Linked DNA regions of Homo sapiens: region 1 is linked to region 2. Evidence: chromatin loops called from intact Hi-C (ENCODE). Cell type or tissue: lower leg skin. All regions are shown on one strand. Links, peaks and the distances in the headings refer to the core of each region. The heading gives the core; the rest is flanking DNA.

Evidence for each region. A loop is a pair of places that touch in the nucleus more often than their neighbours do. Peaks named below come from ENCODE experiments on the same cell type or tissue, not always from the same donor. Only the 100,000 strongest peaks of a DNase experiment are listed, where the experiment ranks them.
Region 1: a loop joins it to region 2, with 11 times the contacts of the local background. A loop is called at or near these places in 2 of 110 quality-filtered maps.

Annotation. Positions count from the first base shown.
Region 1 is chr18:78,922,347-78,930,677 of GRCh38, forward strand. LOC105372224 (a long non-coding RNA gene) reads right to left here and starts at 5,027. Exons shown (of 4, transcript XR_935678.3): 1 at 4,738-5,027; 2 at 2,447-2,882; 3 at 941-1,111. RefSeq lists an enhancer at 4,043-5,242. In lower leg skin, for the core only: no CTCF peak of the experiment used is centred there; DNase peaks (open chromatin) are centred at 2,525, 4,105 and 4,925.
Region 2 is chr18:79,001,888-79,010,218 of GRCh38, forward strand. All of the region lies in intron 2 of LOC105372225 (a long non-coding RNA gene), which reads right to left. Among named protein-coding and RNA genes, the nearest start is that of SALL3, 26 kb to the left of the region's middle. RefSeq lists an enhancer at 5,022-6,221. In lower leg skin, for the core only: no CTCF peak of the experiment used is centred there; no DNase peak of the experiment used is centred there.

The sequences.
Region 1 (8,331 bases), core at 272-8,271, 79 kb before region 2:
CCACCTGTGGGCTGTGGGCACCCCCTTTCACTCCCAGCCTCCCCACTCAGCCCGTGCCTTTTGTGGTCTTCAGGGCTCATCCAGGAGAGTACCTCTTCCAGGAAACACCATCCAGTCTCCCTTTCCATCCTGGTGGAGCTGAGAACTCCACCCACACCCACACCTGTCACTGTCTTGCCAGTGACACAAAACTGCTGTTACAGACATTTGCACCTACCTGTCTCTAGACTTTGAACTCTTTAGGGATAAAAACCATGTTTTCTTTGTCATTCTTGCCCACGGCTGCATGCCTGATGCATAGTAGTTGTTGATGAATGTTTCCGGAATAAACAGATGAGGAAAGAATGAATGAATGAATGGGCTCGTAGAGTTCCAGGATGTGGAAAGGTGGCTACCTGCAGCCACTTTTTTTGACTGGCGAAACATCTTCACAAGACTCCATATTCTGTGGGTTTCTCATGCAGGGTCAGGTCACTTTAGCAAAGGGGTTTCTGCATGGCAGGGTCACCCGTCAGCAGAGGGAAGGTGCTTGACAGATGGCAAGTAGTGAAGGACCCCACAGACGAAGCTCCCGAACAAAGCAAGTTCGGGAGTGAGACAAACCGGGGCCCTTCAGTGCAAGGGCAGCAGGGGAAAGCCCGCAACTCTCAAAGGGTTTGTGCCACGGATGGCCTTGGGGTGATCAGTGCCCAGGTCCTCAGCTTCCACTCTGCTCCTGCCTCACGCCAGTTGGCTTGAGAACGTGCCTGTGACGGTGAACCCCCCGCCTACCCTCCCCTCCGAGTCTCGCACACACTGGCGCTGGGTGACAGCCGACTTCAGGAAGCAGCGGGAGAATGGCAACAGTGCCATCAGATCCACAAACCTGTGAGCCACGGGGGCTCATGACAGCGAGCTTTTACAAGACAAATGCATCCAACAAGGTGGAGGGAGCACCTACCTGAGTCCTGGGCTGATCCATCATCAGAAATCCTTTTGGTGATAGACCATCGTGTGATCATTGGCGTGTAACTCATGGCGTGTAACTCAGAAGGAGATCAAAGCATTGAGTGCTGTTTGTACAATGAAGTTCCTTCCATTTCTATTCACTTATATTTCTCAGTATTTGCATCTATAAACACAGAAAACAGGAGTAGGTTTGCAGATAAAACACTATCCCATTCTAGCAATGAGGAATATTTATCCACAAATATATAACTAAGTAGGAGGGAAAAGCTGTATCCATCCCATTAATAAACATTCTTCTGATCATGTTTAATAATTATTAAGATTATTAATAATTATTGATCAAATTTTTTAATCTCTTTATTTTTGATTAACTATGCACTAATGATAATTATATTAATACCAGAAAAAAATTAGAGCCTTAAGGACATAAAACTTTTACGATTATTTTAATTTTAGCTACATGCATATTTTTCTGGCAGAGAAGTGTAAGATAATGGACAACAAACTTCAAACATAATATCTACATAGCACTGGGGTACGTTTCTATTGGGGAGAGAAACAGAAATACATGTTTAAAAGGAAAAAACAATATTAACCTTCCAGCTGTCGAGAGGCGCCTGAGTATGTATTTTTCAGTGGACAATAGCTAGCATGTATCAAATTACTATAGTATTTAGATTCCATATGATAGATTTTAAAGGTATTGTAGAAGTTTAACTTTAAAAGATCAATATGTATCTCAATATAATGGGAATTATATCTTTGCAAGTATTTAAACACAGTGGAAAAAACTTAGATGTCGCAGGGCATGTCAGGGCTTCTGGGCTGGGGCAGAGTGGAGGCCAAAGGCAGCAAGAAAGGGGTCAGAGAGGCCTTGGGCACGAGCCTTGGATGCCACGGTGAAGGTTAAGCACCTGCCCCTGCAGGATGGCGGCCTAATGTGGGCAGGGGCAAGGGTGAGAGGGAAGCATGAGTAGTCAACGACCCAGGGCAGGACGCAGATGAAACCATCACTTACTGTCCTCCCTGTGGCCGCCCTTCAGAATCCTCACACGGATGAACTCTTGCAACCTTCACCGTGGTGCTATAAGATAGGAACGACTATCTGTGAACCACCTCTGACAGCTGGCCGGTCGAGGCACTAGCCCAGAGCCGCACAGCTGGTAAGAGTCGGTGCCGTGGCAGTCACAGCTGCCACGCTCAGGTGTGCAGCGCTCCGCCCCCTGCCCCTGGGCAGCCTTAGTCCAGTGCCACAGGTGTCTGTTGTCCAAACATCGTGCCTACCTGGGGACAGGACCTGTAAAACATATCTGGACAAAGCATGAGAGCCAAACCAAACATCTGCAAGCCAGCATTTTGGCCTCACCCTCCGTCAGAGCTCAGGGCCCAAAAGGGTCACTTAGGTGAAAAGGGTTGGGTGGGTGACGAGGTGGAGCGAGGGATCAGGGGTCCATCCGGACCCTAATTCAGCATCCGAGTGGATGGAAGTTCAACTCACCGAGCCGGGGTATTAGGATAAAGACTAAGCTTCTAGAACAAAGAGGCCCCCAAGCGGAGAAGCTCCCAGAGGCTAGCGGTTCACGCCATCCGCAAGCAACAGGCGAGACTGCAGGTGGGCCGGGCCCGCTCTCCACCTTGTGGTTTTGGTCCCAGGTCCTGTCCTCGTCTTCGTGGTTGAAGCTGTTGCAGATGCCTCCTTTCCACCCTGGGGAGGGGGTGAAAATCCGGGGCCCTGGACGCCGTTTGCTCCAAGGAGGGAGAATTTTCACGTGGCCTTTTCATGCCCCTCACTGGTGGAAACTGATCCCCACAGCTGCACCTGAGCCACAGCGCGGGGCTTTGCTCCTGGCTCGATGCTCATGTTCTGAGGAAGGACAGGAACCCACAGGGACACGGGCGTCGGCCCAGGAAATCCGGGAGGAGGAGCAGGTTTCCTGGAATTGGAAGCAGCCGGTGAGGAAGATGCTGGAGACGCCCTGAGACGGCGGCTGAGACACCGAGCTGAGGCCGAGGGCACCGGCTCGGACCGCCTGGGCCATCCCCACAGGGTTAGCAAAGACGCAAGAGGGCGTGAAGCCACGCGGTCGCACACCTGGTACCGCGCACAGTGAGAAAGGAGGGCAAGTGCGCTGAGACCCAGGAGGGAGGGCAGCCCTCCCCTGCGCTGCTGAGGCTCGTTTCTTTCAATGTGTCCCTGGCTCTGTGCTGTATCGTGCGTTTCAGTGTGCATGAAATATCTTGTGCAATCATTTACGTGAAATTAGAGCTAGTAGGAAAATGTATCGTCAGGCGTGGAAGAGCGCACTGCACCTTCTTTTTACTTGCGCGCACCTGAGGATTGTCTAAAATCCAGGCCTCACGGGACTCCCAGAGCCCGTGCTCGTCACAGCTGCTGGCTACAGAAACACAGCCTGCAAAGTCGGCCTCACCGCCAGCCAGACGAGCCCAGCCAGTTTCCACGAGCAGGGGAGGGCACACCCGGAGGCCACCGTGGAAAGCAGCCTGGCTGCCCTCGGGAAGCCACACGCGGAGCCGCCGCGGCCCAGCACTCCCACCCCTCGATGTGTGCCCAGGTCGAAGGAAGGCTTGCCACCCGAAGGCCTGCACGGGAAAGCTCACAGCAGCGTTCTCCAAACAGCCAAAACGCGGAAGCAACCCCGATGTGCGTGGGCTGGTGAATGCAGGCCCAGCGCGGAGTGCGCACAGCCCGGAACGGCATTCAGCCAAGAAAAGACCCACAGCCGGGAACAGCATATTCAGCCAAGAAAAGAAAGGGCGGCCTGGGGCGCTCTGCACCGCGGGTGAGCCGTGAGAACACGGCGCTCCGGGAGAGAAGCCAGCACGAGACGCTGCCTCGGGCGCGACTCCATTTACTTGAAGTCCAGAGCCCGTAAATCCGCGAGACAGACATGGAGGAGCGGCTTACCAGGTCTGGAAGCAGGGAGGGGAGTGAGGGACTGCTGAGGGGTGCGGGTTTCATGTGGGGCCATGAGAAGGTTCTAGAATTAGATGGTGGCGATGGTTGCTCCACGCTGCCATGGGGGCAGCTGAGGGAAAGGAGGTGGGATCGGGGCTCGGCCAGCTCTCGCCCTCTCTCGTGTTTTTCCACGGTCCTTCAGGAATGGGAGCACGGGCAGGGGAGGGCAGGACTCTGGCCCTCAAAGGTGGGAGCAGGGTGCAGACACCCAATTCCGAGGGTCTGCAGACATGAAAGGGCAGCGGGCAGCTTTCATCTGGGCCATCTCCAAAAGCAAAAATGAGATCTCATTAACACAATGAAAGCAACACCCTGAGAGCATCTAGCTTCACTAAAACCGGAAATTGCCAGGCACGGTGGCTCACACCTATAATCCCAGCCCTTTGGTAGCCTGAGGGGAGCGGATCACTTGAGGTCAGAAGTTCAAACCTGCCTGGCCAACATGATGAAACCCCTTCTCTACTAAAAATACAAAACTTTGTCAGGTGTGATGGCTCACGCCTATAGTCCCAGCTACTCAGGAGGCTGAGACAAGAAAATCATTTGAACCTGCGAGGCAGAGGTTACAGTGAGCCAAGAAATGTGCCACTGCACTCCAGCCCGGGCAAAAGAGCGAGACTCCATCACAAAAAAAAAAAAAAAAAAAAAGAGAGAGAGAAAGAAGAAAAAAGAGAAAGAAAGATTTCTAGCTGTCAAACACACAAAAGGTGTTTCTGCCACAAGAATTTGTTAAAAGCTTCACATTCTCCTCTTCATACCCCTGTAGGAGCAAAACTATCCAAAAACACAGAAGTGACATCATGATATGCCACCTTATTTCTTGCGCCTGTCTGCAGAGGCCTGGGGTGACTCAAATCCGCCGCTGCTGTGTGATCTGGGACACTTCAGGATGTGGGCACCGTGGGGAACCAGCTTGGTGCCCATCTTGGAGGTGTCATTCTGAGAACCTGGAAGCAGCTCTTGCCCAAGTCACACTCAAGAGCCACGGCTTTGTTAGGCATTGCCACATTTTCCAGTGAGTTCCATGCTCAGGTATGAAGCCGGGTGAGCAGGGGCTCTGAGGCCACTGGTTTCCAAGACAGGCGGAGATTGCACAGCAAATGCTCAGAGCCTGTCGGCCCCTGGGGGGGGACGTTGGCCCTGGAAACCAATGATACGCCACACTGGGCCAGGAACTTGTCCACATCACAGCTCTTGCTACTGTGTGTTTCCGCTGGAGCTCTCCGTGGCTTCCTGCTGTGTTGATCATGCCTCTTAATAAAGGCAGGGGGTTGGAAATGACGCCAGAGCTGGGCAAATTTAGTCCAGCAGAAGGTGCTCAGTTTTGCTACTGGTTAAGTCGTAGAAAGGAAGAGGGCAAAACTCAGATAAATCATCTCTGAAGATGCTCCTGAGAAAATCCATGCTTTGTTTAGATTGTTCCTGCTTTGTACAGCCCGGGATAAGCCTGTCATGATTACCAGAAAGCAGAGATGTGGGCCACGGAAGCATGGGTGAATGCCGATGATGAATACAGCTGGAGAGAGTGGGACGTGGTCTGTCCACCCCTCATTAGGTGAGCAAGCGCAGAAAACGCATTTTCATCCCCCAGGCTTCTGTATACTCTCGTGTGGAATAAAAACTCTATTGCTCCGGTCTGCATGTTGCTGACGCCCCAGAATCCCGATGTGACAGCCTCGTACCTGAAGTGACAGTGTTCAGGGTGGGGGCTTTGAGGAGTGATTAAATCATGAGGGCTGCACCAACGTGAATGGGATTTGTGCCCTTATAAAACAGGCTGGAGCATGTTCCTGTGCCCCCTTTGGCCACGTGAGGACACCTTGAAAGGCCACTCACGAGGAACAGTCCAGGCACTGAATCCACTGGCGCCTCCAGAACTGTGAGCAGTAACATTCCATTGTTTATAAATTACTCAGTCTCCAGTACTTGGTTCCTGCAGCTAGAACAGGCTAAGGCCTCTGTCCGTGTTCCAGGGAAGCCTCCACAGGGCAGTCACTGCTGAGGATACTCCGAGCAAAAGGTTCCGTGATCCAGCACGGTGATGCGCGCCCACTGTGCGACTTCCAGAGATCACCGTGGCATTCGTAAACCAGGAACCTCGTGGATCTTTAGCCGTATTAAACGTTTCCTAAACCTACATGTGTATTGGCCATCCATAAATCTTTGGAGGAACGTCTATGTAAATCCTTTGCCCATGTGTAAAGTTGGGTTATTTGGTTTTTATTACTGAGTTGTGAGAGTCCTTTTGTAATATTTTTCTTACTGAGTTGTGAGAGTCCTTTACATATTCTGAATTTAGGTGCCTATGATTTGCAAATACTCTTTCCATTCTTTGAGTTGTCTTTTCACTCTCTTGATGGTATTGTTTCAGCACAAAATCTCTCATTTTGATGAAGTCTAATTTATCTATTTTTTCCTTTTGTTGCTTGTGTTTTCCATGTGCTAAGAAACCATTGACTAACTCAAGGTCATAACTCGTATTTGCTCCTGTGTTTTCTTCTAAGAGTTTCAGAGTTTTGGTCTCACACGTAGGTCTGTGATCCATTGTAAGTTAATGTGTGTGTATGTGTGAGGTAGGAGTCTGAGATCATTCTCTTCATGTGGATATTCAGTTGTCCCAGCAGAATTTGTAGAAATGGTCAATTGAGTTTTCTTGGCATTCTTGTCAAAAATCAATTGACCATGTATACAAGGGTTTACCGGGGGCTCTAAATTTTATCCCATTGGTCCAAGTCTTCCTTACACCAGAGCCATGCTGCCATGACGACTGTACTTCCTAGAACATTTTGAAATCAGGAAGAGCGACCCTTCAATTTTGTTCTTCTTTTTCAAGCTGATTTTGGCTCTTCTAAGTCTCTTTCTTTTCCATGTGAATTTGAGCATTGACGTGTGAATATCTCTAAAGAAGCACAGGGATTTTGATTTCCTGGAATTCTTGGTCTTCTTTAACTCGACACCAGTTATCGGCAGGCAGGTGCTGAGAATGCGCAGAGCAGTGGGGTAGAAAGACCATGATAGAGAGGAGGGGAGTGGAGTGGAGACGTTGGGGTGGGGGGGGACCAAGGTCAGTTACATGATGGTCACCGTCACTTTAGCAAATAGTGGCAATGGGGGATTTTGTTGTTTCTAAAACTCCTTTGTTTATCCTATAACCCCTTCATCCTTTAAACTAGACCTCAGCCCCCATACCTCAGAAAAAGGAGGCCGCAGGATAAATGGAAAAAGAATCAAAAATGACTCAGCAGCCAGGTGTCATGGCTCACGCCTGTAATCCCAGCGCTTAGCGGGGCCAAGGCAGGCGGATCACTTGAGGCCCAGAGTTGGAGACCAGTCTGGGCAACGTGGCAAAACCACTTCTCTACAAAAGGCATTAAAATTAGCCAGGCGTGGTGGTGTGCACCTGTGGTCCCATCTACTCAGGAGGCTGAGGCGGGAGGGTGGCTTGAGCCCGGGAAGCGGAACGTGTAATGATCCAAGATCGTGCCCCTGCATTCCACCCTGGGCGACAGAGCGAGACTCTGTCAAAAAAAAAAAAAAAAAAAAAGACTCAGGAATAAAAAGGAGCAAGCAGTGACATGTGTGACCACGAAGGTGACTCCCTAAAGCATGTAGCACAAAAGCCAAACACAAAGAAGGCCGCACACGTGATTCCACACATACATGATATGTACGTACAGGTGATGCCGGCTGACAACAACAGGAGGGAGACATGGGGAAGGAAGGTTACATGTCAACCTGACAGACACAATGAAAGAATACAAACGATACACAGATTTCTGCTTTATTTTGTATAGCCGTGAGCTAAAGCCTTAACATAATAACCTAACTCATTGTTATTAATTCCATTTCTGTTTCTTAAAAATGTTCACAAGGAGAATCACTGTTCATAGAATCCCTGTTCAAAAGAGCAGAACCATGCTGCTTAGATGATGCCAGAAACCGTCTCCTGTGGTCACGGATGTCCAGGGAAGCAGAAGCTGGGAAGAAAAATCTCTCATTCCAATAGAATAGAATAGTCAACTGGGAATTCCAATAGAACAGAACAGTCAACTGAGATCTCTAAAAGAAAGGTGTGTGAGACACACAGACTGCGAATCTTAGCAAGGAGTGTGCCACAGAGGAGTCAGGGCTCCTAAAAATAATACCAGCCTAAATAATGTCTTCACATGACACAGATAGGTATAGAGACAGAGGCAGAGAGAGACGTGGAGGTGATATAGATACGGGTATGGATTATTGATTTGGATATAGACTGGATATAGGCACACAGACATGAATGTGTCTAACGGAACTGTTCAGCCTTGTGTTTGCTAAATCTTTGTATGCTACAAAATATTTTCCTTCCTTTTGATCTGATTCATACATGAATATCAAACTAGTACGCCCCCATGTCACAAAACTCTCAA
Region 2 (8,331 bases), core at 130-8,129:
AATAATCATGAAAAAAATTGATGGTATTTATATAGAGAGAGAAAATATGAGTTATTACCTAAAAATATTCTCCCATAGATATGAAAAATCAATTACAAATAAATTTGCTAAAGAAACTACATGGAATCATTTTTGGATCATGAAAAATGTGTTTGTATCTTTTATAAGAAAAAGCCATTGAACTTATTGATGTTAAAAATGCAACTATACTTGGTAAAATAAAATCAAGCTGTGAACTGATGCTTACTGCATATTCTGTTAGATAAGAGGTGTTAGAAACATATTTGATTTTTCCATGAGTCCTGCACACAAGTACACGCACAGCCCCTTATTACAGCACTATATATTCAAAAGAGTATGCAATTGAAAACAATGTGGTTTTTTTTCTTGTTGTTCCTTAGTAGAATATCAGAGAGCCTAAACTATGAACATTGGTGTTACTGTCCTGATTTCTACCACCGTCTGCATCTTTGGCCTGTTTTCATTGGAAGTATCATAGATTGTCATTTGGACAGACCATTCCTAGCGAATACTGGCCTTTCGCGGAGCTTGGAAAACCCTGTGGGAAAATCAGAAAGCTGGTAAGATAAGAGGAAGAAGAGATGTCACGGTGTCAGATTATGTTTGTATTCTGTTCTGTCCAAAGTTCTTTACATCAGTAAATGAAAAACAAAACAAATGATGCATAGGCCACGCCCTGCAGTGAAAGATGCAAGAACTTGTTCATATTGGTATGAATCGTTCACTGTATATGATTCAAACATGTGGAAATAAATGTTTGATTACAGTCGTTCCAAATGTGATTATTTGTGAACATGGGAAATGGGTAACCCTTCCCCCATACTTTCTAAGTTGGTATGATGCACCTATTTTAAATTACAGAATGATCTATAAACTAGAATTTTTACAGAAAAGTGTAAATTATTTCCTTCATTCCTCGTGGTTATTTTAGGTATGACTAATTCCATTTTGTGTTCCTTCTAGCTTAATTAAAGAACATCTGAATTTTAATGCCAATACCTTTTTACAAATAGGGATAAAATATCTAAATGACAAAATCATTTTTATAACTGACAAGGTCTTTTAATGTTTCTGTTATTTGATTTTTTTTCTCTTTGCCGTATCAAGGACGGTTTAAGAACAGCTCCCGTTGTGACCTCAATTTACCCAGAAGAAACATGCCTGCCCCCCGTCACGCCGCTGCTGCAGCAGAACAAGCAGGCCTGGAAAAACATTTTCCATGTCAAATGGTGACAGTCTCATGAATACACAATTAGAAAGTGTAGAAAGACTTCCCCACACATTGAGATCATTTAAGGAAGATTTTGCACATAAGCCTCTCACCCTTGTTTGTTTTTCTTTGTGATTTTTAGTAACAGAGCATCACACTCCACCATGAAATACAGCTGACAGGTCTGTGGAACTGCACAGCTTCAGCCTACTTAAAATGTTAGGTTTGGAACCATCAAGAAAAATTTTGCAACCCAGACCCTTTATATTTGGGATTCTTAAAAATCCTACTGGTAATTCAAGAGCTGGGTACTGTTAAAGCATATTCTTCTAAAGATAAACAATGCAGTTATTATTGGCCATTATAGACACATGCTGAGTAGTAAGTTGAATAATCAGCCTATAATTTCACCCAAGAAACTACTAGATCTTTATTTATTATTGAGAAATAGAGTGCATAAACCTCAGATGTTAATTCGGGACTGTAGGTAATTTGGGCAAATGAACTTTTATTAATAAATATTTGTAAGTAATTAGTTTTTCCCAAGCAAAACTCTAAACATATTCTCATCTCAGAACATGTTATAGGATCTGAAAATAAAATCTAACCTGTTGTTGAAGTTAATGAATCCCCCACCTCATTCATTCGGCACGAATTCCTTGCCTAAAGACCCTGTGTATGTATTCACGTGTGCGTTGCCGTCTCTCACTGAGAAGTTATCTCATGGCTTGGTTACTCTGTTCTTTCAATTTATGTTTTAACCTTGACACTGCCACCTCCATCACCGTCTGCTGAAGAGTAGCTGTAGACCAAGTTTTAAATTACAACAATAATGTGGTTATTTTCAAGGATGGTCCCTGAGACCAAGCTCTGAACCCAATAACCTTTTCCTTCCACTGGCCTGAATTAGTCTTAGTTTTAGAAACACTCAGTTGTCTCTGAAAAACTGAAAATCATGGCTAGACTTAGTATTTAGCTGAAGGCAAACTGAAGATTTTCTCAAAAGCCCTGAAAAGGGGACCTGACAGAGGAGTTCGTGTCCTCACGTCCTCCCTGGGCTCGGGTGTCAACTTGGCACAAACCAACCATTGTCAGTGGGCTCAGACCTTGTCCTGGTGGGTGCACAGCAAATTCACGAGTGCACGTGGTGCCCTCCATACGTAGGCATCGGTACACCAGCTGAAAAGTGTGTGTGTGAGACAGACCACACGTGTTTGCTGCCTGCCTTAGGGATCGATGCCTATTGCTCCAGGATCGATCTGATCGCAACCACAAATACTAAAGGATTGGCCAAGTCAAAGCTCAATTTGCCCACAGTGTGTGGCTGATGGAATCTAACTCGATTGGCTCTGGGAGTGTTAAATGAATAATTATAAGCCACATAAAAGTAATAAATGCATGGAAATAATATTTGTAACCACAGGGGCAAAAAGCATCACCACACCCAGATAGCTCATCTTTGAAGGAACCAGAAGGAGAACATGGGCATCAGAAGGTCTTGCAGAAAGGGGGTATTTCCTGCCTTTTGATAAAAGTTCACTTCAAAAAAGCTTCTTAACTCCCAATCTTTATCTTGCAAAATTGTTCAGAACTACTTTTAATTATTTTAACCTTCATTATAATATTTAATCGAAATTTCTACTTTATTATAAGCTGTGTGGACAAGAAAGAGTGACTATTTGAAGTAACAATCAACTGTCTAAGAGGAGGTGCACTTAGCTCAGCAAATGTCCAATTGTCCAGAATAACAAGTTAAACTTTTTAAGTAGAAAATAATGCTGAGCTTAATTATTTTATTAATGCATACTCCCTGACATCAGAAAATCCTAGCTTTTCTAAACTTCACAGACACAGATGAAACATTTGACATATGTTTGCAAGGCTGGCTTAATTATTATTATATTAGAAAATATTCAATACAAAAATTAGCCGAGCCTGTAATCCCAGCTACTCAGGAGGCTGAGGCAGGAGAATTGCTTGAACTCGGGAGCAGAGGTTGCCGTGAGCTGCGATCACACCACTGCACTCCAGCCTGGGTCACAGGGTGAGACTCCATCTCAGAAAAAAAAAAAAAAAGAAAAAAAATTCTCTATTTCACAAGCATTTAAATAATTGTGTGTTTGATATTACTCGTGTTTCCCATGCTTTTGTAATTAGAGAGATGGAGCTTTTCTCTTGATGTGTTGGAATTCCATCCGCAGAAGGCTACGTGTTGCAGAGACACTTCTGGAATACTCAATTCACTGATGCGAATATAACCCGTTACTTGGTCCTTCAGGATGAGGCACCAGCCACAGGATTCCTTACCCAGTGGGGCAACTTCCTCCATGGCTTTTTCTTTTTTTTTTAGACGGAGTTTCGCTCTTGTTGCCCTGGCTGGAGTGCAATGGCACAATCTCAGCTCACTGCAACCTCCGCCCCCCAAGTTCAAGCGATTCTCCTGCCTCAGCCTCCCAAGTAGCTGGGACTACAGGGATGAGCCACCACACCCTGCTAATTTTTTGGGGTTTTTTTTTTGTTTTGTTTTTTGTTTTTAAGTAGAGACAGGGTTTAAGATGTGGCAGAATAAGTCCTCTGGCAACACGAACGCCAGGCTTCCTGAAGCCACAGGTGAGGGGAAGGAGCCTGCCGGGTGGGCAGCCGTTTCTCGGGCTGTGCTGTGGCCTGCGCCGGGCCTGGCTTCGAGGCCGAGTTCCGATCCAGTGGCGAGCTAGCAGGGGTCGGTCCGCTTTTGACAGTCCCTTCTTAGGTAAGTCCCCGAGTCTCGCAGCGGCCTTGCTTCTTCACGAGCGCTCACGCATGTGTCTCCGCACGAAGCCACGGAGGCCGGCGGAGCAGAGGGAAGTCAGCAGACGCTCCTGAGTCCCCTCCCCAGGCTTTCTGGGGACCGGGACTCTGGGGCAGAGCTCCGAGCCCTGGGCCAGCCCCGAAAGCAGATGCCCCTGCAGCCCACGTGCAGCCCTCAGTGACCCCGACCCCAAGGCTCTCGTGGGGGTGGAGGGCGCGTGGGCTCCGGAGGCGTCGAGCACCGGCCAGGGCGGAGGGCAGCTCCTCCCCTCCCAGGTGCGCAGCCGTCGCGCCGCAGGGAAGCCTGTGACCTCGGCTGTCGGTGCCAGGATGGTTCCTGCAGGCGTGTCCGGGGTGAGCCCTCACTCTGGCTGCAGAGCCCGTTCGATCCAGGCCCTGCGCCGCGACATGGAATGAACCGCGGGGGACCGAGGCGCCGCCCTGGGAGGGAAGACCCGGCCCTGGGAGCGGGGCCCATCCTCGGGGCCCAGGGCGAGCACTGCGCAGGGACGGCCTCTGCCACCCCCAGGCATGTCCCCTGGCCGGCACGATGGCTCCTCGCCAACTGTAAAGGCAACGCTGCCTCCAGACCGCCAGAATTTCGGCCACAGTCAGCACCCGATGAGCCCCGCGGGGCAGCGTGCGGCCGTGGCTTCTCACCGTGCTGCGGGGCTGCGGGTCCCGGGTGGGCCCATTGCCCGGTCACACTCGGATCTTGGAATAAAATGTGGGCGTCCATGTGAGGCCGAAGCAGTGGCTGTGACGCCCCACGCGGGGTGCGATCTCTGCGGGAGCCGGCCGCACGCTGACCCGGGCCCGCCCTTCTGTGCTGACCCGGAGCCGCCGGCCTCCCTGGGATGTCATTTTAGCACGTGAGGCTCAACCTCTTTTCCGTTCGGTCCCACACGGCACCAGGTTGCGACTCACGGTTGTATTTTAAATAACGTCTCTCTCCTGTTCCAGTTCCACAGGCTCAGGAGGCTGTCCCCGCACGCAGGTCTGGGCACCCAGGCCACTGCTGAGCCCTTCCTTTTGGGGGGACACAGAATCACAGCAAAACTCTCCCGTGGCGCGGTCACCCCAACAGCTCCACGTGGGGGTCAAGTCTGAAGGGTCAGCCTCCTAAGCCCTAGGCTAGTCAGCTGTGATGACCCAATGGGACTGCGGAGTTGGGTCCAGAATTAACCTAACAGTTAAAGGTACACCTCACAGCTTAGAGGGAAGGGTTCCCGCAGGAAACTTGGCCCACCTCTCTGCAGGCCCATCGGATCAGAATGTCCAAGGGCAGCCCACGTGTTGATCAGTGTGAGGCCAGGATTTAAAACCGCTGGTCTGCACTGGACTTAGTGCTGTGACATCGGCACAGGGCCCTGGCCATGCGTCAGATGCAGATTCCAGTTCTCCAGGTCTGGGTGGGGCTGGGACTCTGTAAGTCTGACAAGATCCCAGGCGGCTGGTACAGCTGCTTCTGGTCTTGGGACCACTTTAAGGAAGCTTTGAACAGTGCTTAAAGAGGGAGCTGGCCCTGTGCTGTGATGAAGTAGAAGTATGTCTCCAGTGCTGCCCAAGGCACCCAGTGTCCTTATGTCCTTTTATCCGAGGCCCTTGTTCTATCAGTAAAGTTTGCATTTGACTACAAAGAATGGAAACCCCATATCATAGCTTCAGTCGGAGTTTGTTTTTCTCACATAACTCGAAGTCCAGAGCGAGGGGGTTGCTGGGGATGACTCAGCACCTCACGGACACCCCCACAGGCATTAGTGTGTGGGTTGTTCTCACGCTGCTCCCCACGTGACCACAGGATGGCTGCTGCAGACCCAGCCATTGCATTCACGCTCCCTCAGAAAGAGAAAAGAACGAGGGCACCAGGCCTGGAAGCCAATCCTATCTCTTGATCAGAAGAGTGAAAGCTTTTCTGGAAAAACCCCATTCAGCTGACTTCTGCTTAGGTTTCTTGGACCTACACTGTGTCCTGGGGCGACTCCCAGCTGAGAAGTGAGCCAGAAAGGCTCACTATCAAAAGAAAAAGAGCAAAAGAAAAAGAGGAGAGGTAGAAGAGATTAAAACTTCTGGCAGATTGGCTTCCCAGAAGCCGAACTTCTGTAAAGTTTGAAGAATATTTCTGCATTTATAACACTCATATCAGTTCATCAACAAATATTTACTGGACACTTGTTACGTGCAAGGCTTTGCGGCTGGCTCCACTAAGGTGAGAACCTATATATGTTCCCACAGATTACACACAAGGCGTTGAATTGAACGCCCGATTCTATTCAATGGAGGAGAAGAGTCGTCGGCCATGCAGTGGCTCATCCTGGGGCCCTCTGGCTTCCTGCCCTGAGCCTCTGTGCCGCCAGCCTCACGCATGCCTGGCCAACAGGACCTGTTCAGCCCTCTCCATGCTGCCCGAGGCTGCTTCCTGCCAACCCCGTGAACTAAGTGGGTTAGTGGGCATCATGCTAATCCTAGACGGCCTGGGCTCTGATCAGAGAGTCCTCTGTTTAGTTTCTAGCTTTTACTCGCACAGCTTTTACCCACAGGCCGTTGCCTGTGCTCTCTGAATCTCAAAAGCGGGGTTTGTGAAGTGGAACCCAGGGGTCCGCCTTGCCGGGCTTCTGAAACGGTCACCAGCCTGACGCCATCCATTCCTGAGGGCTCCCTCTGCCCAGAATGCCTCCCCCGGCTCTTTCAGGCACCCATCCCTCCTAAAGGGAACCATCGGCCATGTGTAAGCGGAGCAACGAGGAGACCAGATCCGCAGTCCAGAGATACTGCTCCAGCAACCCGGTCAATGTGTGGGAGGGAAGCGGGCGGTGGGCTCTGCACCGTCCATGGCTGGCTCCGGGCGACTTCCAGCAGAGCCAGCTAAGTGAGGCAGCCTGAGGCATGGGGCCAGGGCACAGCACCCCACAGACTCCAGACCCCGACCCCAAAGTTAGGGCTGAGGCTCAGCCTCGCCAGGGGGCCAGGGGATGCTGCAGCCTTTGGGGGAGTTAAATTTGATAATGGGGGTAGAGTGAAGCCATCACACTCTGAGCTCTGATGCAGATAGCCACAGGCAGGCCCAGGACTGGAGCCAGGACCAGCAGGACAAAGCCACTCCAGTGGCCTGTCTGCAGGGTGAAGGGGCCACTGGGCCACCTTTCGCTCCAGAAAGCGATATGCGAGGTGGTTGCAAACGGTCCCGCTTCTGGATGATGCTCCCGCCACTCCCTGGCCTGTGTCTGCACACTGTCCATGTATTCCATCTTCCTCATCAGAGGAGCCCGCGTGGCCCACTGCGGGATACTCACCTTGCCAACCGCTGTGGGCCAGGGTCGTGTTAACACCCGAGAGATGCTTCGGACGCAGGCCTGCGTGTTAGTTGAATTATCCTACGCGTGATTATGTGAATTGTGTATCACAAGGGAAATATATGTACGTTCTCACCTTCGTGGAGGCAGCCGCAAAGCCTTGCCCGTAACAAGGGTCCAATGAATAGTTGTTGATAAGCTGATATTTGTGTTATAAATGCAGAAATATTCTCTGAATTTCACAGAAATCTGGCTGAAGAGGGAAGCCAGTCCACCAGGGAACTTTAATCTCTTCCACCTCTCCTCTTTCTCTTCTTTTAATAGTAATTATTGACAGGGAATGCTGAATGGTTTTCTGCGGTCACATTCCCGTGTTCAGTTTAATGATATGGGGAACTGCAGATGGAGGTGAGGATAACTTGAAAAGAAAGGGTATTATTGGTAAATGCGCTGGAAGCCTTGCAAATTTGAGAGGATAAATTGAAATTTTACAGGACTAATGAGTTTTTGAAAACTGTTAGCCAGGCTTGTCCAAACCTTTCTCTCCCTATTTAAGATTTTCTAAATTAGAAACTCAGAAATTTCAGTAGCTGTTTTGGTCCTGGAATGAATAAACAGCCCAAGTAGATGGTGTGTTTCCATTTGTTAAACGTACACTGTATCTTGCTTCCATTGTAATCATAGAGCATTATTCTTACTGCAATTAATAGTCTGTTCAGAGCACCTGCTTTGTGGAGCCAAGATCTAGATACTTTGCAACCATCGCTGGAATTCAGCTGTCAACAGGGACTGAATTCTAGGCATTTACATTTAATTTTCATATGCACTATGGTATCCTGGAACATTTCCATATGAACCTAAAATTAAAATTTGAAGCAAATGCAATATATTTCTGAAATCATTCTTGGTTCTAGGAGTTTATAACCCAGTGGTTATTAGAATCTTGAGTCTGATTCTTGGGCTTAAGCCTTAGTGTCAAATTTGAATTTGGATTCATCATTGAATTGTCACGGACCTACA